3 separate regions of the Mus musculus genome follow, and regions 2 and 3 are each linked to region 1. The links are chromatin loops, found by intact Hi-C in ENCODE. Cell type or tissue: left cerebral cortex. All regions are shown on one strand. Links, peaks and the distances in the headings refer to the core of each region. The heading gives the core; the rest is flanking DNA.

Region 1 (10,391 bases), core at 1,090-9,089:
CTGGCTGGCATGGGCTCCTTCTTATAGAGTGAGCGCCTTGAACCATTCTTTGAGCAGCTGCCCCTACACCCAAGCAATCTTAAGCTGACACTATTTCATTGCAGCTTTCTGATTTTTCCGTTGCATCTTATGTATAACAATCTCCTAAGAACATGTTGGGTTTACAAATTTATCTTGGCAGCTTTGGCTTCTGGCAGGAGAAGAGGCCAATACACACACACACACACACACACACACACACACACACACACACCACAATGCTTTGAAGGATTTTATGTTCTTGGAGACAATGACATGGAGATTTTTAATTATAAAATTTTTGAATATCATTAAATCCCTTCCGTAGTTTTAAAACAAGAAATATTTGCAAATATAGCAATGAGACGATTAAAGCAAAAAAGAATGAGAAGATAAAGCAGAAACAAAACATCATTCCTGTGATGGCCAAAGGTTCCCACATTGGGAGACTGTTCCGGAGTGTGAGTGGATAGTGGGATGATGGAACTGGTGGGATACGAGCATGCTGAAAGGTAAGCAGTTCATCAGAGAGCTTCAGCAGACACTAATGCTGATCTTCTGGGCTGCGTTTTCCTTCATAGAGAATTGTTATAAGAAAGCCTGACCTATCAATCCCCGTCAATCCCTTTGACTTCCACACAATTTCGTTCATACAATATAATACTTCTCACTGTACAATCTCTTCTGCACACACTCTCACCACTGTGTAGCTATCTGCTATGAGGCATTGATAGAGACCAGCAAAATCCAGTGTCAGTCCTTGGACCTGCAGACTCATGAATCACATAAATGTCTTTTCTTTAAAGATTTCTCAGCCTCAGATATTCTGCTTAAAAGGAGTAATACCCTATCTAACTCTTCAGAAATTACTTTCTGAAGAAGACACTGAATTGAAAGAACTAAGAGCAGTATACGTGGGTTATTTTTTTCTCTTTTTCTCATTTTCTCATACTTACTGGGTTTTGTGCTTTCTTTTTAAAGTATCTTTCACATTCTATTAAAATGGAGTCCACAATGAAAATATAAAAGAAACATGGAGGAGAAATAGATAGTAGCTGTGTTTATATTTTGGCTTTCCATGTGCTCATGTGTATGTTGTATCACTTTAAGAAAAATGGGAAACTTTCAAAATGAGGCCCAGAATAATGAAATTTTCAGAAGTCACACTAGATAATAGTGAGCTCCCAACTTTTTACTATATACCTTCCATTAAAAATTTAGTATAAACCATACATGCATGTAAAGTATACATGTAGTTTATATTGTTCACTCTGTATATTGCCACTTTATTAAACACATATACAAATATATAAACCCTTTTATTTGGTAAAATGAAAATATTAGAAAAACGGAGTGTTGGCACCAAGCTGTAATCACAGGATTCAGTAGATTGACACAGGACTTCAAGGTCGAAGTCAGACCTTGTCTCTAGAACATATGTATAGCACTTATAAGCTTGGGTTTTTAATACAAAAGACTTCCCCACATACTCTGCAAGTTTCCCTTCCATTCTTAGGAAACTTTAGAAGACCTCTATCTTTAAAGTTTAATTTACTATTAAAAACAATCTAAATTCTACCTAGCAGACCTGAATGGCTGGACATATACTGTAGCTATGATGAGAGCTACCTCTTGACTGACAGCAAAGCTGGAGTTAGAGTGTAGTTATTCAGAGCTAGAATAAAATAAGTTAAAAGCAGTTTGACCTTTGTAGGGCATACTAGCCAAGCACAAGATTTATCATTAACCTTTATAATAATAGGTTATTTCACATCCGTTCAGTCCTTCCTTTTGTTTTTACTTTTTTGTGTTTTGTTTGTTTCAGTTTGAACTTTTCTGGGGAAGGGGAGGAGTTCTCACTATGTAGTCTGAGCTGACATGAATTCCCTCTGCCTCCTGAGTGCTGCCTCACCAAGCCTGGCAGGTTCTTTTCTCTCATACCTACCAACTGTACATCTTTTAAAGAGAAAGTGCCATATACACAGACAAAACACCAGTGCACATTTTTTAAAATGCATTATTCAAAAGCCTGTCAGTGGTGGTTGCAGAGGCAGGCAGGTCTGTGTGAGTTCGAAGCCAGCCAAGTCTACAAAGGGGATTCTAGGACAGCCAATGTTGTTATACAGAGTAACTCTGTCTTGAAAAAGTAAGAAAGAGAGAGAGAGACAGAGACAGAGATAAAAACAGGGACAGAGAGATACAGAGAGAGAGACACAGAGACAGACAGAGACAGACAGAGACAGACAGAGACACAGTGACACAGAAAGAAGCAGAGAGACAGAGAGAGACAGAGACAGAGAGAGAGAGAGAGAGAGAGAGAGAGAGAGAGAGAGAGAGAGAGACTTACTGCCTTTTTCCTCTTTTTTCTCTTCTGGGTACTAGGGAATTTAGTTACCCAGGGCTCACAGCTGCTTTGAGCCTGTTACCTTGGTGTGACAACCTGGAAGTCAGCAGAAGAAATAAGTTGCTAGCAAAGCTGGGAAAAAAGCTCTGACTTCAGACAAAACAATATGTGTTCTCATCTTACTCTCTTAGCTAACTCATAGGCAACATGGCTACCATAGACAGTAGTTTAAATGGGTAAAATGAGTAAGAAAATAGACAGGAACGCGGTTGCTTCAATATGGGAGATCTACCAGAGTATGTCCTCCCAAAGAACATATGTCTTCATAAAGCTTTTTATCCAAGGAAGATTTGAACTTCTGGACAGAGTAAAATTATTACCTAGTTTCTTCTTATACATGAACAGGAGAGGGGCATAAAAGTATAACTTATTTCTAATATCCCTCCATCCCCTCTACCTGACAGAGGACAGAGAGGGAAGAAGGAGGAGAGAAAAGGGACAGGAAGCCAGGAGGGGGACTAAGGAGTGAATGAGGCCAAGGCCTGAAAGAGCAGGGGATGGGGGAGAAAAAGAAAAAGACAGGAAAAGAAAAAAAGCTCGGCTTTCCTTTACACTCCGTATTTGAAATGACCTAGTTCTGCAAGAACACACACACACACACACACACACACACACACACACACACCACACGCGCGCACACACACACACACACACACACACACACACACCACACACACACACACACACACACACACACACACACACACCCCACACACACACACACACACACACACACCACACACACACACACACACACACACACACACACACACACCCCACCCACACACACACACCACGCGCGCACACACACACACACCACACACACACACCACACACACACACACACACACACACACACACACACCCCACACACACACCACAACACACACACACACACACACACAGCACTAGTCTGCACCAGTTTTAGCAAGCATGCTGTCTTTGGTAGGGGACACCTCTACCCCCACCATCCCACTGTAGCCAGGACACAACTCAGCTACAGCTACACTGGCCTCAAGTCTTTTTGTTTTTTTGTTTTTTGTTTTTTTAAATACTGCTGGGCTTGGCCCTGAGTAAACTAGCCTAGGCAAAGACTGAAAAGGAGGATCAGTCAGGGGGGTTCCGGGCGGGGAAGGGGGGGGAGGGGGTCGGCATTCAGATGCAGGCTGCTCTGAGCAGGAAGGCAGGCTTGGAGTCTCCGGTTAACACGCTGTGACTGGGACACAGCTGGCTTTGCATAAGGACATTAAATATACAGCACCACAGTTTGGGCCCGGGCCCGGCCTCCGGCTAGTGGCACCAGGCCATTTGTCTCCGCCAGCCAAGGCCTGGCCCTGGTTTCCACGATACCGGGAATGCCCCACAGTTAGCCTTCACACCTGTTAGGGGCTTCTCCCCTCCTGCCACCAACCCAGCGGGAACCCCCTGCAGCACTTGCCCAGGGCTGCAGAGATGGCCAAAGGGGACCCGGGCGGCGCTCTTCGCCTTTCGGGGCAGACCCCTGTGAGACCCGGCGCGGGAGGCTGGGCGGGGCGGGGGCCCGGGAAGGCGGGAGAGGTCGAGCCGGGCGGAGAGGGGTATGGGAAGGGCCGGGGGAAGGGCGATCTCCGCTCGCGTAACGCTCCCTGAGCCTGCAGCAGAGGCGGCGGGGCTGAGCCGCGGAGGGGATGGAGCTGCCACCAGCCTCGGCTCTCTTCCCCACAGCCCCGGCATCGCCTCCCCTTGCCCGGCCGCGCCACTCCTTAGGCCGCGCAGGGTGATTCCCGAGCGCGGGTGAGCAACATCTCACCCTGGACTGGAGAAGAGGGCGGGCCAGGACCAAGGCACGAGGACTCCTCGCGTCCCGGGCGACCTGCGAGTCTCCCGAGCGCTGGGAGACCCCGATCCGATCGAAGCTACGTGCGCCCCTCCTCGTCCCCCGGGGCGGGGAATCGGTTCGAGGCTAGGCGGCTGGGCCCCGGGTGCCCGGGTAGCCAATGGCGGGCAGCGATGTGGCGAGTGAGGGGCCATCACCGAGGGACGGCGCGACCCGGAGACCCGGGGCCACCGGCGGACTGCGTAGCCAGGCGGCCGCCAGCTGCCCTGAGCCGCTGTCCGCTGCTGAAGCTCCGGCCGAGCGCGGCGCGCTGCCCGCCTGGATGCGCCTCTACTTCTACGGGATGCACGGCATCACCCTGGACGTGCTGGTATCCTCTGCCAGGCGCTTCGCCCGCAGCCTGGATCTGCGGATGCTGGGTTTCTCTTCACCCTACCGCTGCCTCCTGCACTCGCTCACCCACTTCGCCCTGGAGCAGCTCTACCTGCAGCGGCCGCGCTGCCCCAGCGCCTTCCTCTTCAATTTCCTGCTTTACCCCTCTGCGCACGTCGGGCTGCAGACCCTGGCTGGCCAGGCGCTACGGCTCAGCCTAGGCGGCGGGCCGGGGGGCGCGGCAGCGCCGGCGCTGGGGGCGCTCGACCTGGCGCTGCAGTACGTGCTCGCGCTCTACCACGGCCAAGTGTTCCTGAAGCGCTTCTTGTGTTTGCGGTACCCGCGGCGGCGCGACCAGCACACCAGGGACACGCTACCCGCAGCCCGGGACGCCCAGATCCTTTGGGAGGCTGGTGGCCAGCGACGAGGACCGGGTGGCGCAAGGGGCACAGAACGATCTCCTACCCAGGGACTGCCCGACCTCCTCCGCTTCCTTTTCTTCGGAATGCATGGCTTTCTGGATGAGATCTTCTTCACCTTCTTCTTCAATGTGCTGGGGCAGGGGGACAGGGCCAGCAGTGGCCACACATCCCTCTGGTCTTTCTTCATGTACGGAAGTTGTAGTTTCGTGGTGGAAAAACTCTACTTCCACCTTCACTACAGCCGTGGCTGGGGCACGTGGAAGCGGGTGCCCATCTATGTGATCTTCATCTATGCGTGGGAGTTTTCCTGGGGTCTGGGACTTCGAATGTGCGGGGCCTGTTCCTGGGACTATTCTCACTATCCTCTTAATTTCATGGGCCTCATCACCTTGATGTATTTACCTGGCTGGCTATTTCTTAGTGTGTACCAGGACCTCCTGTCCAACGTGTTGTGGCGGGTGCAGTATGTCCCAACGAACTAAGATTAGAGGGGACAAAAAAGGAAGTATTGGAATCTGAAAAGCGATGCAATTTATTTTTACACATTTTAAACAAGGTGGTTTTGCTTTCTGTCTTTTAAGTTTTATACACTTTACCAAACTCTGCCAATATGTGCTTGACATTTTAGTTGTCTGCACTGCTTGGAATCTCTATGTAAAGTTCAGTACTTTGAAATGTTACTCAAAAATAACTCAGAATATTTAACTCATCAACAATTTAAACTTTACGAGGCCAAACAGCAAAACCACTGGACCTTAACATCAGGAACGGGTAGTAGTCACTTGACCTCGGTGAGTGATAGCTACGTGTTTTTCTGTTCCTTCATGGAAGTTTTCAGACCAGAGAACAGTGACTTCTACAAGTTTCTGATGTAATGATCTGTTGGCTTTCCTTTCAATGCAGTTTCCTTTTACCTTCTTGCTATGTTTACCAGTGGTGGCTGAAACTCCGTGTCTTGTCCTTCAGAAACTCTAGTCCACAGCTATAAAAGTGCCTCTGTCCAGCGTGCAGATGAGAGGAAGCTGGCAAGTGGGAAAACATCCCGTGAACTCATTTTGACATGAGGAAGTCTTTCCTGTGAACCCCAACAGGTGACACTGTGTTGAGATATTTGATCACCATCTTGGAAATGATCGCTTTCCAATGTTGGCTAGCCTTAAACACAATGCGTGTTAACATTAATCAGACCATGGTGTTATCAAAACTTTTGTAACTGTGCAATAACTTTCCTGTTTACCCTATAGATCCCAGGGCCGAATGAAATTAGACCACCTTCAATCATGTTCTAACTCTAAGGACCCTTTTCTACACAGAGTTTCAAATATAGAAACAGTACTTTGGAATAAAATGAATCTGAATTCTCCCTCTAATTACATCAGGCCTAATTGGTTTCTCTACTTACTGATGGGGTTTTATCCATATTTCTCCCACAGTCTGCCTTCTCTCTCTCTCTCTTTTTTTTTTTTTTTCTTTCAGACCCAGAATTTGGTGTCAGGCTGATGCAGTAATGCACAGTATTAATCCATGATAGCTTTTTGACAGCTTATGATTAATTAATGTCTAAAAGCTTCAAAGTTAAATGAGATGATGGAAGCCACTCTAAGAAATGATATCTAATTGATTAATAATGTACTCTGAGGGTGTTTGTTGTTTTATTGTATTCAGGACCGAGCAAGTAGGACCGAGAGCAGCTCAGCCAAGGATGAATAATAACCTCTCAGCTTTCAGTACAAAGATAATCAGGAAAACTTAGAAAGTTTCTTAATGAGTTTAAATCTTCCTCTTGCCTGTGCTGTAAAAAGGGATGTTTTTGTTTCAAGAGAAAAAAAAATGTTGCTATGAAAATAGAAAAGAATGTGTATTTTACATGTGATGTGAGACACAGTTCTGACAGTGTTATATCCACCTATCCCCTGCGCTAAATTATAAGTATTGCTATATAGTCAACTGCACCTGTGAGATGGATGATGGCCAACTAATTCTTTTCATTGGCCAAAATTTAAAAGGCTTTATGTCTGCCAAAGGTTTCTCATAAGTTGTTTGGTTTTTGTTGTTGTTGTTGTTGTTGATGTTGGTTTTTTGGGGGGTGGGGGTGGTTTTGTTTGTTTGTTTGTTTTGTTTTGTTCTTATGACAGTTTGTCACAGGTTTAAGGTTTCTGAAAATGCTTGAGGGAAAAATATCTAGGTAGATGCCTAGACACTGGGCAAGGTATTTGTACTTCAAACATGACACGTGCATGGGAGTCTGAGTTTAGTGTATCACGGCTACACATCCCACATTCCTGGGAAGGTTGGTCGAGTCAGCCCCATGGCTACTGAAATGCTTATTAAATTATCCGCACTCACTTCCTCCCTCTGCTGCATTCAGAGCTACAGAGGAGCCCACTAGCCTTCTCTGACTGAAAAACCCCGTGTAGGGACACACGCCATTTCAGTCTCCTTTTAATATTACTCCTATCAGAAGGACAGAGCAAAGTTTTCACTCATTAAACTTATTTAAGTTTAATGATTGGTCTTGGTGTTGTTCAAGACTGTTGGTGTTGGTGACCGGTAGTTGGAGTTGTAACTCTCATCAGTCCTGTCCCAGGAATACTATGATCTATAATTCTTAAAAATTAACCCAATTACCAGCCCCTCTGCCAGTTCTGCAGATTGCTAGTTGTGTATTCAGGAAACGATTAACCTGCCTGGTAACTCAGTGTGCTGTTTTAGGGCTTCTCATTTCGTGTTTGCTCCACTTCTTAAAGGAGACTTTTTGCTATGATCTTTGAACCTTCAGGAAAAGAAAAACATCAGATCATTTAACTTTGTTATTATTAATAGTTTAGAGATGGAAATGATAAGACAGTATGATAGTTAATATTTAAAAAGCATTTGCTATCTGACAAAACTTCCCTAAAGTGTTTATGTATATGTATTATATAGATATCAAATTGAGAACACATTCTTATATACTATGCCTTAAGTGAATATACATACAGTATATATTTTAAGTACATATTCATATATGTGTATATATTCACTTAAACTTACAATAACCCTGATTTTATAGATGAAGGCAATAAAACTAAAGCCCAAATAGATTCAATAACTACCCAAGATACATAGCTTTTGAGCATATATTTGAATTAATGGATGCTGGACTCCTCAGTTTGTTTTTAACAGCAGCTTGATTGTGCCTCGGTCTAATGGCCTCAGTGATTTAGATCTTGTCTGGACTGCACTTCCCTTGACTGTTAGAGATGCACAGACAACTGTATAGACAGCAGATGTTGTTGTTGCAAAAGATTCATGTTGCTCCTTTAGTATAAGGTACATAACAAATTAATTAATATCAGGATAAATAACTGACAATCAGCCTTCTTTTACATTTAAATATAATGCCTTTATATTTAATCAGTGCTCTGAAAGGAAGCTCATCCTATAAGCTAAAATTATCCACAACATATAAATGTAAAACTAATATGCTAAGAAGCAAAGTAGGTCATATCACAAGGTATGAATACACATAAAATTAATCACTGTTATACATTAAATATTATACTTAAAGCAGATATCATTGTAAGAACTAAACACACTCAAACTGAGAACAGTGTTAGCCAACTGTGGTAGCACACCACCCTAATCCTCGTACTGAAGCTACTGCGGCAGGAGGATTGCAGGTTTGAGGTCACTGTAGGGCACATAAGGATATCCTGCCTTTTAAAAGGACCCATTTTTAAAAAGACATTTATTCAGAGTTCTGCTGAGAAAATACACTCTTAATGGGAAAACATAAAAGGAACAAGTGTGCTTAATATATACAATGTTGAGCTTTCTTTTTAGAAGTACTTGACATTTTAAATCAATTCTATTAATTTCTGTGAATCTAAAGAGGAATATAAGCTCTTGAATTTTGATGTTAACAATAGATACAGAAGTCCGGATATCAAAGAGAAACCCCAATAAAGTTGCTAAACACATTGCATTACTTCAAGCATTTCCGTTGTTCTGTGTACTTTATTATGTTGCCTTTTAATAATTGACAGTTCATACTGCAACTTGGCAAGACACACAGTTTGGAAAGATATGCCCTGTTTTGTTGTTGGAGAAACATACCTAATTGTCTAATCCTAACTTCTAACAAAATGGTCTCCGTCAGTTTGGCAGACCTGTTTGAGAAGGATGGAAGAGGGTTTTGTGGGTGGGTTTGGCCCATCTTCCACTTTGAAGGTTCACCAAGTATGTGTATATCTATCTGAAGCCAAGGTGCATTCATGAAATACTTAGTAAGCAGAGGTGATGAAATAGCTGCCACTGGAATAAAGCCAGGGTTTCCATTCAAGGACATTGCAACTCTTTACCTTGTCAATTAATTTAGTGTACACGACAGTACTTACCAGAGGTATACTTTTTCTTTACCTAAGAAAAGTAAATAATATTAAATTAAAAAAAAATACAGTGTCCTTTTGCCTCCCTCCAACCGACACATGAACACCTACTTTGTAGTGTCATGAGAGGTGGTAGTACAGGAGGTTCTGTTGTGTTCCCAGGACTTTTTTTTCTTCTAGTAGAATTGGTAGCAGAGGAAGGAACAAAAGTAGTGATAGTCTGTGTATCTAATGGAGCCTATTCATTAGACCTGGCTAGACCTGGCTTCATTCAACTTTTCACACTGTGGCAACAGGCCATCACTCAGGCACTTAATTCCAGTCACAAGCAACCCAGATTGCAAAACACTCTGTGGTGTGTGGAGAGAAAGATGGCTGGTGAAAACGCTTTCTCATAAGGTAGGAAAAATGTAAATATGGATAATATTTGTCTTAATTTCAAAATGATCTTTGCGAGATTACTGGGCAGGGAGGGTGGAGCAGGAAGAACCAGTCCCCAAGGTAGAGAAAAGGCTAATTTTCATCTCACCTCTAAAGCCCCCTTAGAATGTGAAACTTTACATGAAACAATTTTCCCAGCTGGAAACTAATGTATGTTTACTATGATTACGAAGATTTAAACTTTGAAAGAAACTATGCCCCTTAAAGCATTCAGTCTTTTATACAACGTTCATTCTCTAACCATAAAAGAAGCAGGCTTCCAAAACATTAGGAGCCAATAGCTTGCCATTCATTGCATATATGACTCCTTCTCTTCCTCCTCTTTATCTTCCTCTTCTTCCTCTTCTTCCTCTAACTCCTCTTCCTCTTTTAAGAAATTCTGCCTGGCAGTGGTGGCACATACCTTTAATGCCAGCACTTGGGAGGCAGAGGCAGGCGGATTTCTGAGTTCGAGGCCAGCCTGGTCTACAGAGTGAGTTCCAGGACGGCCAGGGCTACACAGAGAAACCCTGTCTCGAAAAAACAAAGAAAACAAAAAACAAAAAATC
Region 2 (10,391 bases), core at 962-8,961, 290 kb after region 1:
TCAAAGTGCCAGAAATAAGAAACTCCAGAACACTCATCCCCCACCTCTTCTTAATGCTGGCATCACTATGCTAGAAGGGATGGGAGGAGTGTAATAGCCAGAGATAGCAGATGACAAGAAAGCTGTATATTTGGACAGCAGGACATCTGCATGTATGAACTTACAGCAGTTAATGCAGCACGCACAGAATCTATGTAAGCTTAAGCCATGCCAAATCCCAGCATGAAGCTGAGTGTTAGGCATAAAATCCTACTCCTAACCATTGAGCTGTCAGCAACTGTTAGCTGCTGGGAGAATTTAAGAATGTAGTTCTTGGTAAGTTGATTATGCATGGGTGGAAAAACCACACATCTAAGAATATTTGGGCAGCAAAATTTGGTATTGGTGGGATTAAAAAAAAAACTTTAAAAAGGACACAAAGTTGGGTGGGTATGAAAGGGAGGTAGAAATATATGGACAAAGTTGGGGGAGGGGTGAATATTAATCAAAATACATGGTATGAAAGTGTCAAGTAATAAAAAACATTAAAAATACAAAGTAATTTTAAGTTAAATGTAGAGGAGACCATCTCATTTAATAAAAAGCAATGTATCAGTGAAGCTATGTAGAGATATGGCATCTTTACATTATCTATGAACCCATTTGCTTACTCACCAATAAACTGATCTGGAGTACATTATAATGAAGAACTAATTCTCATTATAATGTCTCTGCTCTCTCATTTGGAATAACTAAAGTAATAGCTACTGAATATTCAGTGAAGTTAAAGACCAGCAGCTGGAACAGATAAACACTATCCTGAGAGCCATAGCATGCCTAGTACCACCAATTACTTCTTGAGTGTGAGTACGTATTAGGTATCTGGGGACTAGACCTGAGAGTTGCAATAGCTATCATAGGTAATTCACTAACATTGAATAAGAATTCAATTTCCCACTAAAATCAATGAGGAGTGTGAATGGGTTGCAGATAACCTATCAACTCTTTACACAGAACCCAGAAAACGACTTGTACTTAAAATGAATGGAAACAGGAGAAAAGAAGTTTGTCAGCTTTATTTTTGATAACAAATAAAACACTCCACATTTAACTAGAAAAATATTTACTAGAACAAATCCTCAAGTTCCCAATTTACACAGTGCTTACATAAAAATGTGCACATATTTTATAATGTGGACAGTTTACACCCATGAAACTTAGATGCTGCAGTGAAAGAAGCGGTATTCATCCCTGCAGCATCCAGAACCTCTTGCTTTGTCTCTATAAATCAGTTCTCCCACAGCTGGGCATCATCAGTACCAGCAATTTTGGCTCCAATGGCTGACTGCCATGGAACTCTGTGTGATGCTATTACCAATTCTCCCATAGAGAAGGGTGTCACTATATTTTAATTTACTAACATTAACCAGGGAAGTAATACATTTCAGAGGACCTGTACATCCACAATGACAACTGTAAAGAAATAAAATGGGAAGTGTGGTCATGGTAGTATGGGTGACACCTGAAAATATCCCCTCACTTCCATAAATACGTTACTATAAGGTTTTCTGTCAAAATGAAGCACTCACCTTAAAGAATAATAGCAAAGAAAGCAGTGGAAAATAAATGTCTAGGAGAGAGTTTAGTATAGGGAAAGGAAACCACATGAGAAGTGAAATCTAAGACTTACTTTTGTATTTGTTCTATCTCTAGACTTTTAATACAGCAGCTGTACTTTAGATGAAGATAAAAAAAACCCCTACCTGTTTTAGCCTAGTGAACTTCAAAACATCCAGCTGAAGGAGACTCAAATGCTTATTTCCTGGACTATATCCAATCTCTCAAACTGGGCAAAAAGAATTTGAGATAAGAAAAGGACTTGCCAAAGAAAACAGTGAATGCTGTCTTGTGCTCTGCAGGAGGAGTTATGCTATCAAGAATAAAAGTCAGGGGGACTGGCTAGGCTTCTTGAAACAAATATTGCTAAGCCTTCTTGATACCAGGATGAATGAATAAAGCAGAATCCTTCGTGTACAATAGAGAGGAACTTCCCCAACACTTTGTTCTTCACGCGTTCAAATGCATAAGGAAGTCTTATTTCCAACGAAATGTTCACACTTACATTTTCTTGCTTTATGACTATCAAGGTATTGGGGAAAGCCCTGAGGTGGGGGTGGGGAGGCTAGAAATAAGAACTCAAGCTGAAGTTTTGTGGACAAGGCACTATATTTAAGATTTGTGGAAGACATAAATAAATAAATTGGGATTAAGGAAAAAGCATTATGATAATGACATTTTTTAATCTTCAAGTCTAAAGAAAACAGACAGCAGTGAGTGAAAGCTGTACTGAGGTAAGGCCTCGAGATTTCTTGAGGAGGAAAAGAGCAGACAATTCAAAGAAGCACAGGCTAGTAGACTGGAACCCAATCGGTCTCTCCTAAGAGGTCTGGAAACACATACCAGGCCACAGTTTTTTGGTTTTTTTTGTTTCTCTCATATCTATTTTCAAAGCAGTTTGGTGGTCAGTGAGAGCTGGTATTTTTAGTTTAAAAAATGTTCATTCTAATTTTGTGTACATTTTAAAATGAAAATAAAATTACATCACTTTCCCCCTGCCCTCCCTCCAGCCCCACCCAGGCATCCTTCCTCCAACCCCTCCTATGCCACCTCCCTACACACATTCTTAAAATAGTTTTAATTGCTTTTTTGGGCTTTGTTGTTTGTGGTGTGTGTGTGTGTGTGTGTGTGTGCGCGCGCGTGCGCGCGCGTGCTCTTGCATGCACTCTCGTGCACTCACATGAGAGAGAGAGAGAGAGAGAGAGAGAGAGAGAGAGAGAGAGAGAAATGAGAGAGAAATGAGAGAGAATAGAATCCAGGACCTTGTGCACATTAAGCAGTCATTCTCTGGTCTAGGTCCTATCTAGCTTCTTGGATTTTACTAATTAACAGGCCTGTCTACAATTATAATATTAGCAGTTTGGTTACTTTAGCAAAATGGACTAAAACAATCTGGCAAAATCTGTAGCCTGATCACTAAGAAAAAGAATATGTTCTAAACTCATGGACATAGATTTGAGAATTGTGTAAGGCTGTGAATTAAAGGTTTTTGAAAAATCAGGCTTATATAAAATAGATGTAAAAATACATGCTTCAATACTTGATCCTCTAAGACAAAGATATACATAGCAGACCACTAGCAAAGATGGTGAAAAGGGAGACAGGCCGTGGGTACTCACTGTGTATCAGGTACACTAGCACATGGTTTTCTCTCTACATTTTTAAAGTAGGTCTAACTGTCCCAAGTTCCACTATACTACCTCCATGAAACAGTGATTTTATTTTACAGATGAGGAACCTGAGACAGAGAAGCAATTCCCGGATGTATTTAAACAACCGTCTAACTGGAACTTCAACCTTGAACCAACCGCAGCCTATGTTTTTGGATAAGGAAGTGTTCGAGTTTGAAAATGTCAGGGCTGAAACATTTCTCAAGAACTTGTGATGATCTTGGCTGTCACCATGCTTTCAGTTGATAAGAGGTGCATTTTTAACAAATCATAAACTGACTCATCTTCCAGGTTTCTTAGCCCCACGGTTCAAACATTTCTTGTACTTCAAATGGTGCCTTTCACAAACCTACTATTTTAAAAAGTTTTGCCACTTTTAAAGATTATCTTTTCCGTTAACATTAACATAATTTGAGATATCCATATACTATGTGAGAACTCCTAAGAGTATATTCGCACATCCTCTGTTGTAGGCTTGCTCTTCATCACCCAATTTCATTATGTGCATTATAGGCAGCTTTACAGCTTTGTTTTCAGTTCGTCGGTAATAGTTTATCAATGTATTGAGAGCTATCAGAAATTTACCAGAGTTTGTCATAAAAGTTGAATATGCAACTGTTTAATTAGAACTAGGTAATTAGCAAACATCGTTAGTACAACTTATGTGATACGTTGTATGATTAATGTTAATAGTAGGATGTACATTTTATAGAATTCGCTGTAATCTGGTTTATCATCTCTATATTCCAATTTTTTTAAATTAAAGCTTTTTAGTTTTCAACCAATGATTTTATACTAACCTTTAATATTATGAAACACAGTAATGAATTCTCATTATTTACTTCTGCTGGGAATATTGCTCAGCTGGCTGAGTATGCACCAGGCCCTAGGTCCCTGCACCTAGAATACAGAGCCATGAAATTAACTCGTAAGGAAAAAAGAGGTAAGGTGTATTCCTACACGACATTCCCAAACGCGTGCATTCATCCTGAATTAAAGAGACAAGGTGCTTCCAACTTGAGATAGAGAAAGATTGAGAGGGGTAGTTTCCAATTCACAAGGCAAGGAAAAAACTACACACACCTATCCCACGAGATCCGCCAGGCGGGTGGTGGACGCCTTTTGCGATTCTGTTTTTGACATCTCTGAAGATGTCTATCCTGATCTTAGCAATGTCCCTCCACGCCCCGTTGGCGGCCGGGACTAAGATCCAGAAACCCGAGGCACCTGCGGCTCTGACCGAAACTACGCCGGCCGACCTTTCTCTCCAGCTAAACTAGATCTCCCTGACAGGCGGCCTGAGAGTCTCGCTTCGATGCCTAACAAACACTGGCTACGCGGACCCGACGCTCCGCAAAGGTGGGCGCTGCTGCAAGGGGGCGTCCGGCTCGGCAGTCAGTGTAGGAGACCCGCCAGCCCTGCCTCGCTCTGAGTCTGCGCACGCGCGCGGTGGTCATTGGTGGGGGCGACTAGCCTGCAACAAGACCTCAACCGGGATGAGCCTTGCCGCTTCCGGAAGGGGCGGGGCCTGGGTAGGACACGCCCCGGCACGCAGCAACCGAGGGGGTGTCCCGCCTTGCCGAGTTTCCGGCGCTCTCCCCCGCGTCCCGCGTCCCGTGGTCTCGCCCGCCCCCGCTGCCATGTTGGATTGTGCGGCTGCCGCCGCCGCCGCTGCCGCCGCCGCCGCCAGAGGACTGGAGGAGTAGGGAGTTTAGCGCAGCCGCCGGAGTGCTAGGACAACGACCATCCAGCCGGAGCTGAGCAGGGCGGGAGCCCGGAGCTTCCCTGTCGGCGCGCGGCCCGAGGGCGCCCGCCGTCATCTCCTTCCCTCGGCCTCCGCGCGCCGGAGGAGCGACGACGGGATGCTGCGGCTGTGACCGCCGGCTCGCGCCCCTGTCACCCAGAGTGGGACCCGAGTGCTCGCCCGCCGCCAGAAGTGACGACCCTGGACGCTCCACCCCACCGGCGACACCATGAGCTCGGGCCAGCAGCCCCCGCGGAGGGTCACCAACGTGGGCTCCCTGCTGCTCACCCCGCAAGAGAACGAGTCTCTCTTCTCCTTCCTCGGCAAGAAATGTGTGGTCAGTAGCCGAGACCCCCCTGTCGCCACCCCCCAACGTCTACTGGCGGGTTCGGGCTGGGGGGGAACGGGACTCAAGGGTAGGAGGGAGAAGGGGGGCAGGCTCGGCACGGCTGGGGTGCTGCTGCGGGCCAGGCCTCCAGCCTCCCGGGCCCTGGGGCTCCCCTCACCCAGCTCTCCGGGTGCAGGCCTGCCCGGCCCGGAGCCACCTCCCCCAGCTGCTGGAGAACAAGGGAGTGTCACCTCCATAGGCCTGCCCAGTAGCCCAGGTCCGCCGGGCCGGGCCGGGTCCGTGCCCTTGCTGCAGGTTCAAACTTTACTCTAGACCACAAGGGGATTTTGTTCGTGCATCAGCAGCTTAAGATCTCAGGACAGGATCCCAGCATTGGCCCTTGCTTCACTTCCCACTTCTGGATCTGGGTTATCTTCTTTAACAATGCTAGAGGTTTTAGGAATGAATAGATGGGGAAAGAAGCGAATTGGATTTTCGGTCCGCCTTAAGGATTCCGGGAGAGAATAAAGTGCAGTGCAGGTTCATGGACACTTAGGATCAGAGCAAGGGCAGGAAATGCGCCTGCTCCCAATTGCAAAAAACAAAAACAAAAAAACAAAAACGGGGTTTATTTCTCCAGCAGAAACTAGGCCTAGTTTCTGCTCTCCGCCCCACTGTGGGTTTTTCTTTTCCTCCCTGGCGTTGTGGGGTGGGGTGTAGGGTGCTGTTCGCTCCCAAGCCATGCGTAGGGAAGCGACAGTTTCTAATAGCTCACGGCCTTTGGGATCAAAAGTGGTTCTGAGTTTGGTGCTGTGAGGAGGCCCATTCCAACCCCAGATGGCGGATTGGGAGCAAGCAGTTCTGTGGGAAGGGGAATGGGTGTTATTGACGGAAGCATTCATTACGTTGGCTGCAGGCCTTTCTGGGGTGGGGAGGTTCTCTGGGTGAAGGCCTTATCTTGATCTTCCTGAGGTGACTGAGTTGAAAGGGGGATTGTTGGAATGCTAGCCGGCTCCCTTTCTGCCGTGTTTGCTAGCTCTCACAGAGCCTGTGCCTCTGGAACCCAGGAAACACCCAGAGAAGTTTCAGCCGAGCTGAACCATTTCATATCCTCCCTTGGCAATGTTGGAGATGTCAGAATCAGACTACACCTGCTGAAGAAGTTAAGAGGAGACAGTTTCTGGAAAGTTACCAGATTAATTGTTAACTTCATGATCTGACTGTTCATATCGACTTTGGGAAACCAAATCATTCCATCGGACTTAAGATGTATTTCTTGTTCTAAAATTTAGACTTTAAAGAACACTGCGTTCACTGACTAAAGTAGAAAACAGTGGTTCAAAAAAAGAAGAAAAAGAGTTTGGGAGAAAATTTACTTTAAAGATGAACCAAGTCTGTCCTCTATAGTTCTTTAAACAAATGAGAAAATGGAGCTCTTGGCCCCAAGTCACATAGTAATTTAGGAATGTAACTGGAACTATATGCCCAGTTACTTTGTACTTTCCACTACATCATGTTGTTTGGTGAGGATTTTGTTCCCCTTATTGATTTGTCTCTCAAAGTGGTGTTAAAGGAATAACTACTTCATTTTTTACATAAAATTAATAGAAATAAAATGTAAATTTCTTAAAGCAGCATTAATTTTTGCATAATTTTCAGTTTAGGGAAATCTTTTTATTTTATTTTTATTTTAATATGAGCTGCCTGCAAGCAGGGTAGAGGTCATCTTTGCTGGTCTAGTACCTTTAGTGTACAGTCTATCAAACATTAAGTAGCTCACTGTGTTCACATACCAGGCCCGTGAACTTCAGGCATGGCAGACATTCATTTGTGTTCTAGTATATGCGTTGCTCAGAGCTTACTGTAGTGTTTACCCAGGGTTTCAAGGAAATGACAGATGTGGGAGTATATTTCGATAGACAAAGATAACACGGCTCACTGTAAGCATAAGTGGGTTACTGAAATGGTTACAAGTAGTCAGTGCTCAATTTCTTTACATCATATATTATTAATCAACTTTACCTTTTGAATTGCAGTAACTTAAAACCACATTGTTGTTGCTTTCTTGTGAAAATTACTGTAAAATATGAAGCCTTTGGCTTAATAGAGAGCAATGTAAAATTGGTGTTATGGAATAATCCTAATAGGCTTTGCTCAGAGGGTTTTTTTGTTTGTTTTGTTTTGTTTGTTTGTTTGTTTTGTAGTTTAAAGCAACAGTGAAATAAATGCATTCTCATAAATCAAGCAGCAAATTTACAGGTCAGAACAAATATAATAAGCAGATACATTGAGAGCTCTATCTACAAAGTTAAGAAATGAAACCATTATATGGTGCCAGATTTTAAGTAAGTTCTTCATTCCTTCTTTCATCGAACAAACCTGCATTGGGTAATTGGATGTTGAGGTCAAAAATCAAAATTGATGCTTGCCCTCAGGGAACTTGGTGTTTGAAGAGGGAAACAACACGTAAACTGATGAGTCAGTCAGTCAGTCAGTCCTTTACAAGACCGACAAGATAGCTTTGTAGTCTAGTCAGGCAGTGTGGGTTTAAGCTCCGGGTCAATTTGAACAAGCCTCTTTACTTTCCTGCTCTGTCTTTGCTTTTCCTACCTGTAAAGTTAGAATGCTGTCTCATGTAGTGGTCATGCTGGTAGGGAGTATATCTAAATCTCTGAAAACTTCTTAGAAACAGATGGAGAACTATTGGGTGATGGGAGAGTAAAGGGAAAGTTTGATAGAGTGGGCAACATCTGAGCAAGATTAACAGGTGCTAACTAGGTTGATAAATGACAAGAAAGGACTTGGAAAATAAGAGTTTGCTAGGGAACAGGGATTCTGCCTGTATTTCCACATTCATGTATATATTGGAATCACTGTAGAAATATTAGACATGTGTGGGTAGGTTCAATTTCTTGATAATTAGGTTTCCTAGGTCTGAGGTAGAGCTTGATTTTTTTTTTTTTTAAATCCAGGTTAGTGGGAAGATTTGAATGTATACTACAATTTGAGAGTAGAAGTTTATTTCTGTGGGTAATTCTAGAATTGTCCCATTGGAAACATTGGATGCCACATTGACAATCATAGGCTTTCTTTTGCTGGAGTTTGAGTTTTGTGAGTTAAAGTTAAAACAAGTTCTTTGACTGCAGCAGTTCTTTGTCTTAAGATGTCAAGGCACATTCCATAACTAAGAGACAGGTACAGTTGAGGAAGCATTGTTAGTGGTGAGCCACATACAGGTCAGGGCTCACTTTGACAGGATACTTGGGTAAGGTGAAGGCAGTGTAGAAATGAACTATGGATTGTGAGAGGGATGACATAGGACATCCCGAAGGTGTTTGTAGATGCCCCTGTAAAATAATAATGAGCCTGAACTAAAGCAGTTTATAGGTAGAGAATTCAAAGGACTCTTAGAATGATTAAGTCCCACTTAGATGTAGAGGGTGAGGCAAGGGAACTGCAGCAAAGGCCGACATTAAAGGAGAGCAGAGAAGTATGTAGGCACATACATTTCTCATCTTCTGGAAATAATTCGTTTTATGGAAGAAATGACTCTTAGAAATCTGTTGCTATGGTATAGTTTCAATAAGTAGACTTTATGGAAATTAGGATTTCATTTAAAGTGAAATGTAATAAGTGAGTATGTGTTATAACTGGCATGGAGTTAATAGTTGTAGTGGTATCACTCCCTGGAAGGATAGTCTCATACACTTCAAGAGCAAGATTCACTTACCTTATGTTAAGGGACTGCTGACTTTCAGGTGGAGTAATAGCTAACTTGTGTAAGGCACGTGCGCATTCACCCTTCTTCATCCATGTGGAGTTTCATATATGTAGTTCCCAGTAAGGAGCGTGGAAAGTAAAACCTGTGGCCACTTGTGTCTAGCCCCCTTTCTGAATGGTTTGAGACTGGTGAGGATTGGCCTTCTTTTCCCCTGCCATACTCACCTGTTTGCTTGGTTTATTTCCTTGTTTTGTTTTTAACTATTAGTGATTGCTAGATTCTTTTCTTAATCAGGAAGAGTTTTGCCTTAATTTCTTTTACTTCCTCAGCCCCTGTTTTTATTACTCATCTTCATTAGTTAAATTGTGTTTCCTCACTTTGTATGCAGTTCTAGGAGATGGACCTAACATCTTGGTATTTTTCTATAATTTTCACATTGCATAATTTTTTTTTTTTTTTTTTTTTTTTTTTTTTTTTGGTTTTTCGAGACAGGGTTTCTCTGTGTAGTCCTGGCTGTCCTGGAACTCGCTCTGTAGACCAGGCTGGCCTTGAACTCAGAAACCCGCCTGCCTCTGCCTCCAAGTGCTGGGATCAAAGGCGTGCGCCACCACGCCCGGCCACATACTTCTTGATTGAATAATTATAATTGGTCATTAGATTCAGTCTTAGGAGCCTAGTCAGCATTTCTCACTGCTTGATCAAGTTGTGAAAAACTTCATATTCTTGACAGATACTATTACCTGAGTTCAGTTTCTTCATTAAGCAAAGTGGTTTCATTCCCCTGCTAAGCTAATATCTTCTTGATGATGGCCTGCAATAATTAAGGGAAGGGTGGTAGAATAAAGTAGGATATGCCTTTCACTTTGAGCAATGAGGAAAGAAAGCTAAAATTCACTGGATTAGGAATATACAACCATGAAAAGTGCCCTCCTCTGTGGTGGGAAGAAGATAAGGACCAAATTATGACAGAAGGGAAGATTAGAGCCTACTTTGTTCTGTAGAGTGGGCACATTTCCCAACTGTCGCATCTAGATCTATAGAACGGTCTTACTAAGGGGTTTTAAAGAATTTCAGTTAGAATGGGTGCCACCTATGAAGTACTTTAGGGATTTGTAGAAGCATGTGAAGAGAATTGTTACTGAAATTACTCAGTGTTCATTCCCATTGATGGCAAAAACATTTTAGATCAGTTGTAGCGATTTTGTTAAGTCAGTCAAGTATGAATCCTATAAAGAAGAACCTTTCAGCAGACCTCTTTAAGGAGGCTCATCCTTGTTCTTCTTAAGCCCGTCCCTGCCCCTTTGCTCTGCCACTGGTTTGTTCCTCTGTTAT
Region 3 (10,391 bases), core at 1,241-9,240, 61 kb before region 1:
TAGAGTCAGCCAAAATTGATAAAGGAAGCCCAGAAAAACTATCGATGAACTAGTTTGAGGAAAGGGGTCTATAACTTAACCTACCAGAGGACACTCCGTCTGTGCTTATTAAGAGAGAAGCTTGGATTGACAGCCCACTGTAACCTATTCACTCCACATTTTTTGTTTGGCAAGCACAAAAATACTTGGGTTTACTTAGCTTGGTTTTGTCATTCTGAGGAAAAAGGATTAGCCTGTACCACCCATTATTCAAGGGAAGTGAAAGGACTGCAGTATCTGATCATCTTTAGTAACACAGCTTGCCTATTTATTCTGCAGATAACTCATGATGAGTGCTCACTGAGTCGTGTTGTAAAGCATATGCTTCCCATCACCTCTCCAACTTGCTTCACCCTCTCTGATAATGTTATTCAGTTCTAGAGGAGTGATTATCAAGAGATTTAAACTAAAATTCTCCCTCTCCTCTCACACCAGAAAACTTCTTGCCCCACCCTAACTTTTCTTTCTACTACAGACTTCTTTTCCAACACCTACTTCATCTGAAAAACAACAGAGTCATCTAGTAAAGTCTTAATAACTCAGAAGCCTATCAAGAATGGCAGAACACATAACAGCTTACCCCTATTAAAGCATCTGTGTAAGAAAACATAGTTGTGTGAAATATTCCTCAGTATTAAAAACTAACAGCAAAAGTACACTCTGAGCGCCATCTCCTGGACAGAGCTTTGACTACATATAAATGGCTAAATGCCCAGCACAGTGCTGAGTTCTTATCTGTAATTATCTTAGTTAGTATATTTGTTTTTAATGTTCCCACACCTGGGCAAGAGCTGATTCTAAGCTGTATAGACCTTAGAAATTACTAAATTTAAAGGAATGACAATCAGAAATACACAGATATGGTATAGAATAGAGATAACATATGAAATTATACAAAGGTCTCACAGAGCAGCAACGCGGGCGTAATAAAATTAGTAAGAGGGATGGAAAGGGTTAAATTGTGGGTTTTGTTTTTACATGTCAAGCTTGAGTTGCCTCTACGATATCTTTAAAGAGTAATGAAGTATGTATCTGGGTACCTAAGTTTAATGCTCATGAAGATGTGACAGAGAGGCAGATATCGGTGTGTGGTCATGAAAGTACTGGCTCACACGGGACAACTTAGAGTGTAAGAGAGAAGAAGTAGAGACTCAGCATAGTGACCTGACTACTGGCCAGACTGGCCATCAACGTCTTTGTCCGTATATGTGGCTATAACACAATACCAGGTGTACTAAGTTGACTATAGACTATCTGCCATAGGTTCATGTGTCAGAACACTGGGTCTTCAGATGGAGGTGCTAGTTAGTAGGCCATGAAAACTTTATGAAATGCACCCTTGTTGGTGGTTGGTCCCTGGGTGGGGTTTTGAGTCTTAATATCATGATCCAATGTACTTGTCCATTTGTTTTCCTGACAGTAGCAGCAATGTGACAATGTGCCTTGTGTCCCTGCTACCATGCCTCCTTCACTGTAATGAACTATATCCTTTTAATAACTCTAGTAAAAACTTAATTTCTTACAGTTTGGGGGGCTAGAAGTCCAAACCAGGGGCCCACAAGTTTGATATCTAATAAAGACCTATCTCTGCTTTCAAACTGGCTCTTGTGTGCATTCTTAAAACAGAAAGACTATTGTGTTCTTGTGTGGTAAAAGGCAAATAAGAGGGATTGGGGGCAGAGTAGACATGTCCCTTCCAGCTTTTCATAAGACACTATTCAACTCTCGAATGGCTCCATCCACCATGGGGATTACGTTTTAGCAGATGATTTGTGGGAACCTCCAGACCACAGCCATCAGTAGAAGATAGGCAATGTAATGAATACAGTCTTTTGGAGACAAATCATTCACTTACATATAGTTAAGTGCCTTCTTCTAACAGTGCTAACATTCGTGTCACTGTATATGATTATACTAAAACTTGTTTTGTATATAATTTTGTTACATTAAATAGCTACTAGAATATCTGCTAAGTTATAAATGGTCTTCTTGTCAAACTTCCAAACACATTCAAACTGTATTTTCCAGGCAGGTAAAACTTGATGACATGGAGAAGTTTAGTTTAAAATGGTTCCCTATCATTGTGCCCACTGTAAAGATGAAAGTTCTCTAGGTCAGCCACACTTTGTAAAGGCACTAAACTATTTGACGTTGCCTGGGTAGAAGTTTATGACTACGGAGAGAGGAAAAATGGTGGTGGAGACAAAATTACCTTGGACTCTCTTAAGCCTTTTGGAAAATAGTTATTTTTGATCTTTGTATTTGAACTAACTTCCCCCAAATGTTTGGTAAGACTTTCCAGTGTACTGTTAAGCCTAACAGATATCTACCCTCTCCAGAGCCAAGAGTTCCATGGGGATAACATACAGTATGATAGGGCAGATCTGGCTTTGCTGTGACCTGCTGACCTAACATGGACAATGCATTTAAATGAATTTATTCATGCCTTTCACTTTTGTTTTGCTCACAAAATGTGATTATACTCATTTACAGGGTGGAGCAAAGCACTCAGAATAAGAGATCATTTTTCCCTAAGCCATGGTCATTCATAATTGACTCAGAATAAACGCTTTTCTTATTTCCTTTAAATCTGAATTTCTATTCTGAGTTAACATTCTCCCAATCATTTCTGTTCCTAAACACAAGTATCACCCAGGTAAGCTTTGCACTCCTTAGGCTTGCAGGCTAGGGGAGGAGACATTGAGATGTCCCATGGTTCAACCTCTCACTGAGGTTCTCAAAGTTCTTCTCGGTCACCTTCTCTACTGCAGACAGCTTTCTAATTGTGTAGAGAGCATCACATGACTTACAATGATTTGCTCTCTGTCCCCGTTTTCCTGGAAAGATTTAGAATGTCTTACTGCCTTTACTTTTAGCTTCTAAATTCCTTTTTGGTTGTTCTAGTTTTCAATGAGCCTTCAAGGTATTAACTCTAATCATAACATTTCAAAGTGTGCTAATGCCTTTGTAATCTTAAGTGTTTATTTCAGTAGAAAACATCCTTTCTATTTTCCTTCTCCTGTGAACTAACTGAATCTTTTCACTGAGACTGCCACATCCTCTCATTGAATTTCAGGTCACTCACTGTTCCTTCTTCTTAATTCTACAGTGTAATAAAAGAACCAAACTCTGAAAAACTCTGCCCTACTCCCAGTGGCACTCCTTCAGTAGCACTGAAACTTAATCAACTCAGATAAACTTGTGTTCAAAAGTATAGCCATAAGGAGCCTGGAGACGCTAAATAACCAGCACATTCTTTAGGACCAGTGCCTTTCTCATTTCCTCTCTCAGTGCACTGGAAAATGTCTAATGAAGCTGAGATGATGAGTTATACATCCTCTTTAATCAACTGGAATGTTTTAGTATATTGGATATGTATAATCTTTAAATTTCTTTTTTATTTTTGAAATTATAATTACAACACTTCTCCCTTCTCTTGCATCCCTCTGAACCCTTCCACATAACCCTCCTAACTCTCATTCAAATGGACAGCCTCATTTCTTACTAATTGTTATTGCACACACATATATGTTTATATACCTATATATTCACACATCTAATCTGTTCAGTATGTATAATGTTAAATGGGTGTATATTTTTAGGGCTGACCACTTGACATTGATCAACAAGTTGGTGTGTTCTTCTCTGAGGAAGACCACATCTGCTACTCCCAGTACTCCTCAGTTCTTTATATGTAGAGTTGAGGGACTTTTAAATCTACTTTGATATGCTCATTTGTGTCATCCATGTTTAGCTCACACTGGTCAAATGTGTTGGAGAAACTTTATGAGTATAGCTTGTGATATTACTAGAAGACACACTCTCACAGAAAACTCCTTGATGCTCTGACTCATACAGTCTTTCTTGCACACTTCTGTAATGTTCTCTAAGCCCTAGCTTCAAAAAGGTTTTGTAAATGTAACCCATTGGGACTGTGCTCCACAACCCTCCATTTTGCTTGGTAATGGAGGGCAGTAGCGGGATATAAGTAATCTGATCAGGGAAATGGGAATTGGAGGTTCTTTATGGAGGGGATGGAGGTAAATATAGAAGAAGGAGAGAGGAAGGTAGAATAAACAATGAGGATGCCTGAAAAGCCACAGGGATCTCACTATAGGAACTACGTTACAACTTATAAAACACATAATTCCACGTATAAATATACATATTTCATTTTAATGAATTGTTCTAGTCTGGGCACATGGTGCTTCCTCCAAAGGCCAAAGACCACCACAAAAAAAAAAAAGTTAGGTTCGTCTTTGAATTGTTGGCCATTGAATACTTTTGTTCATCAATTAGAAGACACATCACTTCTCTCCATCTGTACAAATAGCACTGCCAGCTGCCAAATCTCCAGTCTAAGATCCTAACTGTGACTTTTTCTAGCATCTTCCATATGTTCTCTTCCTATAGATCTCTACAAGTTTTTCAGATCACTTTTGAGTCAATTACATAATTAATTCATTTTTATCACTTGAGGATCCGAATTTCCTTGCTAAGTTAAGGCTAAATGTTTAATGTATACTCATACCATATGAAAAAACAGAGAATGATATATGAATATAATGTGAGAAATATTTAAAAAAGCAGAACAGAAACAAAAAGAATTTAATAACTATAAGAAAAAGAGATTGTGTTGAAATTCCCTAGTATACAGTATACTAATATGTTTTTTGTTTTCTATTATCACTTTTTGGTGAAAACAAAAATTATAGCTTTTAATACAAGAATAAGTAAACATTTTATATATATATATATATATATATATATATATATATATATATATATATATAGAGAGAGAGAGAGAGAGAGAGAGAGAGAGAGAGGGGGGGGGGGGCTATGGCAATGTATGCCCTTGATCCCAGCACTTGGGAAACACAGGCAGGCCAATCCCTACAAAATTGAGTCCAGACTGGTCTACAGAGCAATTTCCAAGACAACAAAGGGTACACAGCAGAAACCATGTCTCAAAACAACAATAACAACAACAACATCCAAACAACAATAACAACAATATCAAAAATAGAACATTGAAGTCACATTAAACTCATTATTGTTAATAGCTTCAAGACTATATTTTAATCATAAAGCATGTATATTTTAAAGTTTTGTAACATGTCTCTGAAAATAATTTTCAATTATGTTGATCCTAGTGAAGTAGAAAGTACAGATGGCTCCAGCTCCTTGGGAGGCCAAGGCAGGAGGGTTACTTGAAGCCAGAATATTGAGACTAACAACATGGACATAAATACTAGTCAACTTTGAATTAGAATATCAGAAATTGAAAGCTAGTTCTATCAATTTTCATAAAACAGCACTAAGTATTTCCTCAGATGTATTTAGATATTTAGGGAAGGCTCTTATTATATACATGAGAACATGGTACAAGCATTACTTCATACTAGGAGCATATGACATAACCCTTATAGCTGATGGCTTAAATGGCCTGATTCCATCATGCTGCAACTAAAGGAACATAACCAACCAACCAACAGGTTATCCAGTCTCACTGTGACTAAAGTCGAGTCCAAATCAAACTGTAATTCCTGCCTCACATACATTTCCCTAACATCCTTCTGATACACCTTCACCTCTTCTAGCAATAAGCCAGGCCCTTCCTCTGACTGCAATTAGCTGGAGGAAGTCTTATCCTTCAATTTTTCTCAGGCTGTCACTACTCAACTCTTCCATGCTATGATCCTGTTGTCTTTCCCACAGAAGTTGCTAAAGTCTCTGTCTGAGCCTCTTTTCATCCAAGTCACATCTCAGATCCTGTCCATTAAACAGTCCAGTGTACTATGGAAGGAATGAGAAGAAACAGGCCTCATCTTAGCGTAGCATTTGATAGTTGCTGCCGTGCTCCACAGCAAGAAATCAGCTTAAGGCTGCTATGAACATAGTGGAGCATGTCCTTCTTACCGGTTGGAACCTCTCCTGGATGCCCAGGAGAGGTATTGCAGGATCCTCCGGTAGTACTATGTCCAATTTTCTGAGGAACCTCCAGACTGATTTCCAGAGTGGTTGTACAAGCTTGCAATCCCACCAACAATGGAAGTGTTCGTCTTTCTCCACATCCTCGACAGCATCTGCTTGTCACCTGAATTTTTGATCTTAGCCATTCTGACTGGTGTGAGGTGGAATCTCAGGGTTGTTTTGATTTGCATTTCCCTGATGATTAAGGATGTTGAGCATTTTTTTCAGGTGCTTCTCTGCCATTCGGTATTCCTCAGGTGAGAATTCTTTGTTCAGCTCTGAGCTCCATTTTTTAATGGGGTTATTTGATTTTCTGGAGTCCACCTTCTTGAGTTCTTTATATATTGGATATTAGTCCCCTATCTGATTTAGGATAGGTAAAGATCCTTTCCCAATCTGTTGGTGGTCTTTTTGTCTTGTTGACGGTGTCTTTTGCCTTGCAGAAGCTTTGCAACTTTATGAGGTCCCATTTATCGATTCTCGATCTTACAGCACAAGCCATTGCTGTTCTATTCAGGAACTTTTCCCCTGTACCCATATCTTTGAGGCTTTTCCCTACTTTTTGGGGGACTTTTGGGATAGCATTGGAAATGTAAATGAGGAAAATACCTAATAAAAATATTAAAAAAAAAAGAAATCAGCTTAAGGAACAATTTAAACCAAGCTAAAACTGTTTACAGGCCTGTTCCATGTTTTATTCTAAACACATCTGAATCAGCTTCAGCAGTCACAGCGCGTGTCCTTCTAACTTAGATCTCCTGACCTACATTATTAGAAAAGAGGAAAATACTTTTAGATGGCATTAATTTTTAAACAACCTGTGGCCATCTAGACATACTTAAGAAGACTTTTATGGCTTTTAAATCTTCCCTGCTGCAATTAGATCTGTAGCTTTGCCTTAAAATCAGACAGGACTAAACACAAAATTCACTTTAGCTAGTGATTCACTCCACTGAGAATTTCAGAATCAGGGATTTGAAAGCCAGAAAAATGGCAAAGATGGTGCTATGGTACCAAGTAGCTGGGATTTTTGTATTCTGTAAAACAGTCTGCTCAAACCTAAGAGACAGCATTCATTCTGTAAACATGATCAGAGACAAAACTAGGCTCCCAGGAAAGAGTTTCAAAATGCTATGAAGCTACAGTCTATTGACAGCCTTAACCTTACACTTAATGAAACTATCCTACAAGTCATGTTGGATCTTTTGTCTTGCTCACCTGGCAGTAATGTTCAGTTGAGCATCAGTGAAAATAAAAACCCATGTTAATTTAAAAATAAAACACACAGAGAGAACGTTGAAATCATTCAATAGTAGAGAAACAAAGGAAATGCAGAATGTCAACAAACACTGTAAAGTTTTCTTGGGTTCATGTACACAATGTGCATGTACTGTCTAGGTGACCATATGTCTACAAATGTGGCAAAGCCATTCTCTGGGCACAAATCCAAGTCTCCAGCTTGCCACCTCTAATTAGAATTAATAATTCATTGTGTCATCTGAAAACATTGCATAAAGTACACGGTCAGCTGAACCATAAAATCTAGCTGATCCCCAAAGCTTCAAAGTCGCCATGCAAAACAAGTGTCTGCTTTAATCTGCTGTCGTTATGCTCACTCACTCAGTGAGATTTTAAATAAAGCATCTATCAAAAGTGACCCAGCCACTAGTGCAGTGAAGGGGAAGGAGAAAGGGGAAAGAAAGAAAAAAAAAAAAAAAGGAGAAACAGGAGACTGGTAGAAAAGGAAACACTGTGTGCTGTATGCCTGCCATGTGGTAAGCAACCAGTTATAAACCTGAAATTCTCACCACAGCTCTCTGAGGCAGGAAGTAATCCCACTGGAGAGAGGGAGAAATTAAGATGTAGGGATGGTAAGCAAATTAATTACATTCATTACTCTAGTTGGAAGGGCTCCAAATTTTTCATGGGAATGACCATCTAAGTAGTCAAAGACATATATATTCCAGGGAAAATAAATAGAAATCAGCTTCAAGATATTTAATATGTGACACAATTGATTACACAAGCAAGTCCTGGGAAGTTCCCAGGTCAGATTGACCACACAGTATCAGTAAAATCTAGGAAGAATATTTCAAGGGTGTGAGGCTTGGTGTGGCTCCAAGGATTCTAGATGTTTTACATCATGGGGTTCTCTAAGTTTAAACACTGACCTAATTCCAGAATCTGAGAAACAGCAGATGGGTGTGAAGCTTAAACGTGCTTCATTTTTAACAGGAAGGGATACAATCTGGCCTGAGCAAAGATCACAGGTAGCAGCTTTCTCGTGGTGGAAGGAAGCAAAGAAGAGACTTGCTTCCTCTTCCAGCAGAGATTTTTCTGGCTCTCTGACAGATCACAGTTGCATGAGGCACCTTCTGATGCTGTGGCTTTGAGCAAATAAAGTCCACTCATGGAAGTATATCAGCATTGGTAACTTAAGATGGTCACAAATACTGTGAGAGGGGATGATACTCCATCCAAACCCCATCCTCCTTCAAGTTCTAGGATTATGGTCATAACTTTCAAAAGCAACTAGCTATTATGAAGTTCACAAACGAGGCTCCATAGACACATAGAACATATCATAATTTACCATAATGTCTTAGTGAAAACTTTCCACTTTTAGTATCGTAAGTTTTCATTTGTTTATCCTAAAAGAGAAATGGTCAGAAAAACAGTGTAGAATCTCCTGCCAAAAACTCCGTTTGTTTTCCATCAACTAGAAAGAATGTCTTCCACCTCCAGCCTCTGGTCTTCATATCTGTCATTTGAAGCTACTAGAATAAATGACATATATTTTTCTAGATGTATTGTTTCCAAATGTTCTGCATGCCAGGAAATGTAAGAACTGAAAAGTGTCCTCTGTAGTTAGTATGTGAGAAGTCAGACAAAACTTCAGAGTAATCTCTGTGGAAGAAGCAGGGTAAGGATACATGGATAGGGTGACCTGAGATGAGATGTATCACAGAATGAACAGGGAATGGGAAAGTGGAGAAAGAGCCTGGAAGCAGCTTAGACCTCATGGAGAAAATCAGAGTTGTCAGGACAGGATAAAAGGAAACACAGTAGAGATAAGGACACTAGACATGTCTTAGTCACTATTCTATTGCTGAAAAGAAACATGATGACCAAGACAACTCTTAAAGAAAAAATAGCATATAATTGGGGGCTTAGTCCATTATCATCATGGCAGGAGGCATGGCAGCAAGGAGGGATTATGCTAGAAAGTAGCTGAGAAATATCCTAATCCACAAGTAGTGAGAACAAGTGCAGGCTTTTGAAATCTCAAATCTCAATTCTAGTGACACATTTCCTCTGACAAAGCCACATCTTCTCCAACAAGTCCATACCTCACAATCTGTCTAATCTTTTAAGTAGTGCCTCTCCCTGACTAAGCACTCAAATATATGAGCATGTAGTGGCCATTTTTATTCAAAGCACCACAAGACAGAATATTCTTTAGTGAAATTTACACTGAACTTCAATTTAAGCACAAAAGTATTTTGTGATCTCAAAATCTAATTAAATCAGAACAGTAGCCTAGGCCTGATCTTCTCTTACCTATGAGATGAAAGAGTAACAGAGAATTCTTAGAAGATCCTCTTATGTCAACAATCCTTTAAGTTAGAAGGATAAACAAGAAAATAAATAAAAGAATTATTTCTCCTAGATTTTCACTTTGAAGTTACTATTTAAAACTTTTGTAACGTGTACGAGAAAAGGTTTGGACTTCTATGATGTCTTAAATAAGACACTTTAGAGAACAAAGTCAGAATCTCACTTAAAATGTCAAAAACTTAGAGAAAATAAAGTTAGTGTTAAACAGAGACGACAGAAGCCTGATAGAAATAATAACATTAAAATCTTAAAGAAAAAAGAAGAAAGTCATGGGAACAGACCCACTTTGCCTATCTGCTGAATAGCATAGCCTAAAAGGGTAGCAAAAAGTATTGTGTCATGTGAACAAATGCTTAGGAATTTAATACTAGGTATCAATAGTTAATAAAATATTTTCAATCTTCCAACTGACCAAATTTGATGATGGTTTTTGTAAATGTGATGATTCACTACAACTAACAGTCAGCAAAGTATTATGTATCTTTTTTTTGGCAGTTTTTTTATGGGATATTTTCTTTATTTACATTTCAAATGTTATCCCCTTTCCAGGTCTTCCCTTCGAAACCCCCTATCAAATCTTCCATCCCCCTGCCTCTCTGAGGGTGCTCACCCACGCACCCACCCATTCCTCCCTTTCCACCCACCCCTGCCTTCCTACCCTGGCATTCCCCTACACTGCGGCATCGAACCCCCTCCGGCCCAAGGGCCACTCCTCCCACTGATAGCTCACAAGGCCATCCTCTGCCACATATGCGGCCAGA

Evidence for each region. Peaks named below come from ENCODE experiments on the same cell type or tissue, not always from the same donor. Only the 100,000 strongest peaks of a DNase experiment are listed, where the experiment ranks them.
Region 2: it touches region 1 in a loop (2.6-fold over the local background); 4 of 42 quality-filtered maps call a loop at or near these places.
Region 3: a loop joins it to region 1, with 11 times the contacts of the local background. A loop is called at or near these places in 3 of 42 quality-filtered maps.

What each region holds. Positions count from the first base shown.
Region 1 is chr6:24,949,761-24,960,151 of GRCm38, reverse strand. It overlaps Tmem229a (transmembrane protein 229A), which reads left to right and starts at 4,027. Exons shown (of 1, transcript NM_177013.3): 1 at 4,027-9,011. The coding sequence starts at 4,399. The coding sequence ends at 5,514. In left cerebral cortex, for the core only: a CTCF peak has its summit at 4,858; DNase peaks (open chromatin) are centred at 3,730, 4,031, 4,612, 4,880 and 1 more place; H3K4me3 peaks cover 4,030 bases; H3K27ac peaks cover 2,286 bases.
Region 2 is chr6:24,659,492-24,669,882 of GRCm38, reverse strand. Wasl (WASP like actin nucleation promoting factor) reads left to right here and starts at 4,888. Exons shown (of 11, transcript NM_028459.2): 1 at 4,888-5,347. The coding sequence starts at 5,240. In left cerebral cortex, for the core only: CTCF peaks have their summits at 4,952 and 5,702; DNase peaks (open chromatin) are centred at 4,804, 5,620 and 6,202; H3K4me3 peaks cover 3,757 bases; H3K27ac peaks cover 2,232 bases.
Region 3 is chr6:25,010,535-25,020,925 of GRCm38, reverse strand. No RefSeq gene overlaps it. Among named protein-coding and RNA genes, the nearest start is that of Gm38777, 17 kb to the left of the region's middle. In left cerebral cortex, for the core only: no CTCF peak of the experiment used is centred there; DNase peaks (open chromatin) are centred at 3,152 and 4,322; H3K27ac peaks cover 378 bases.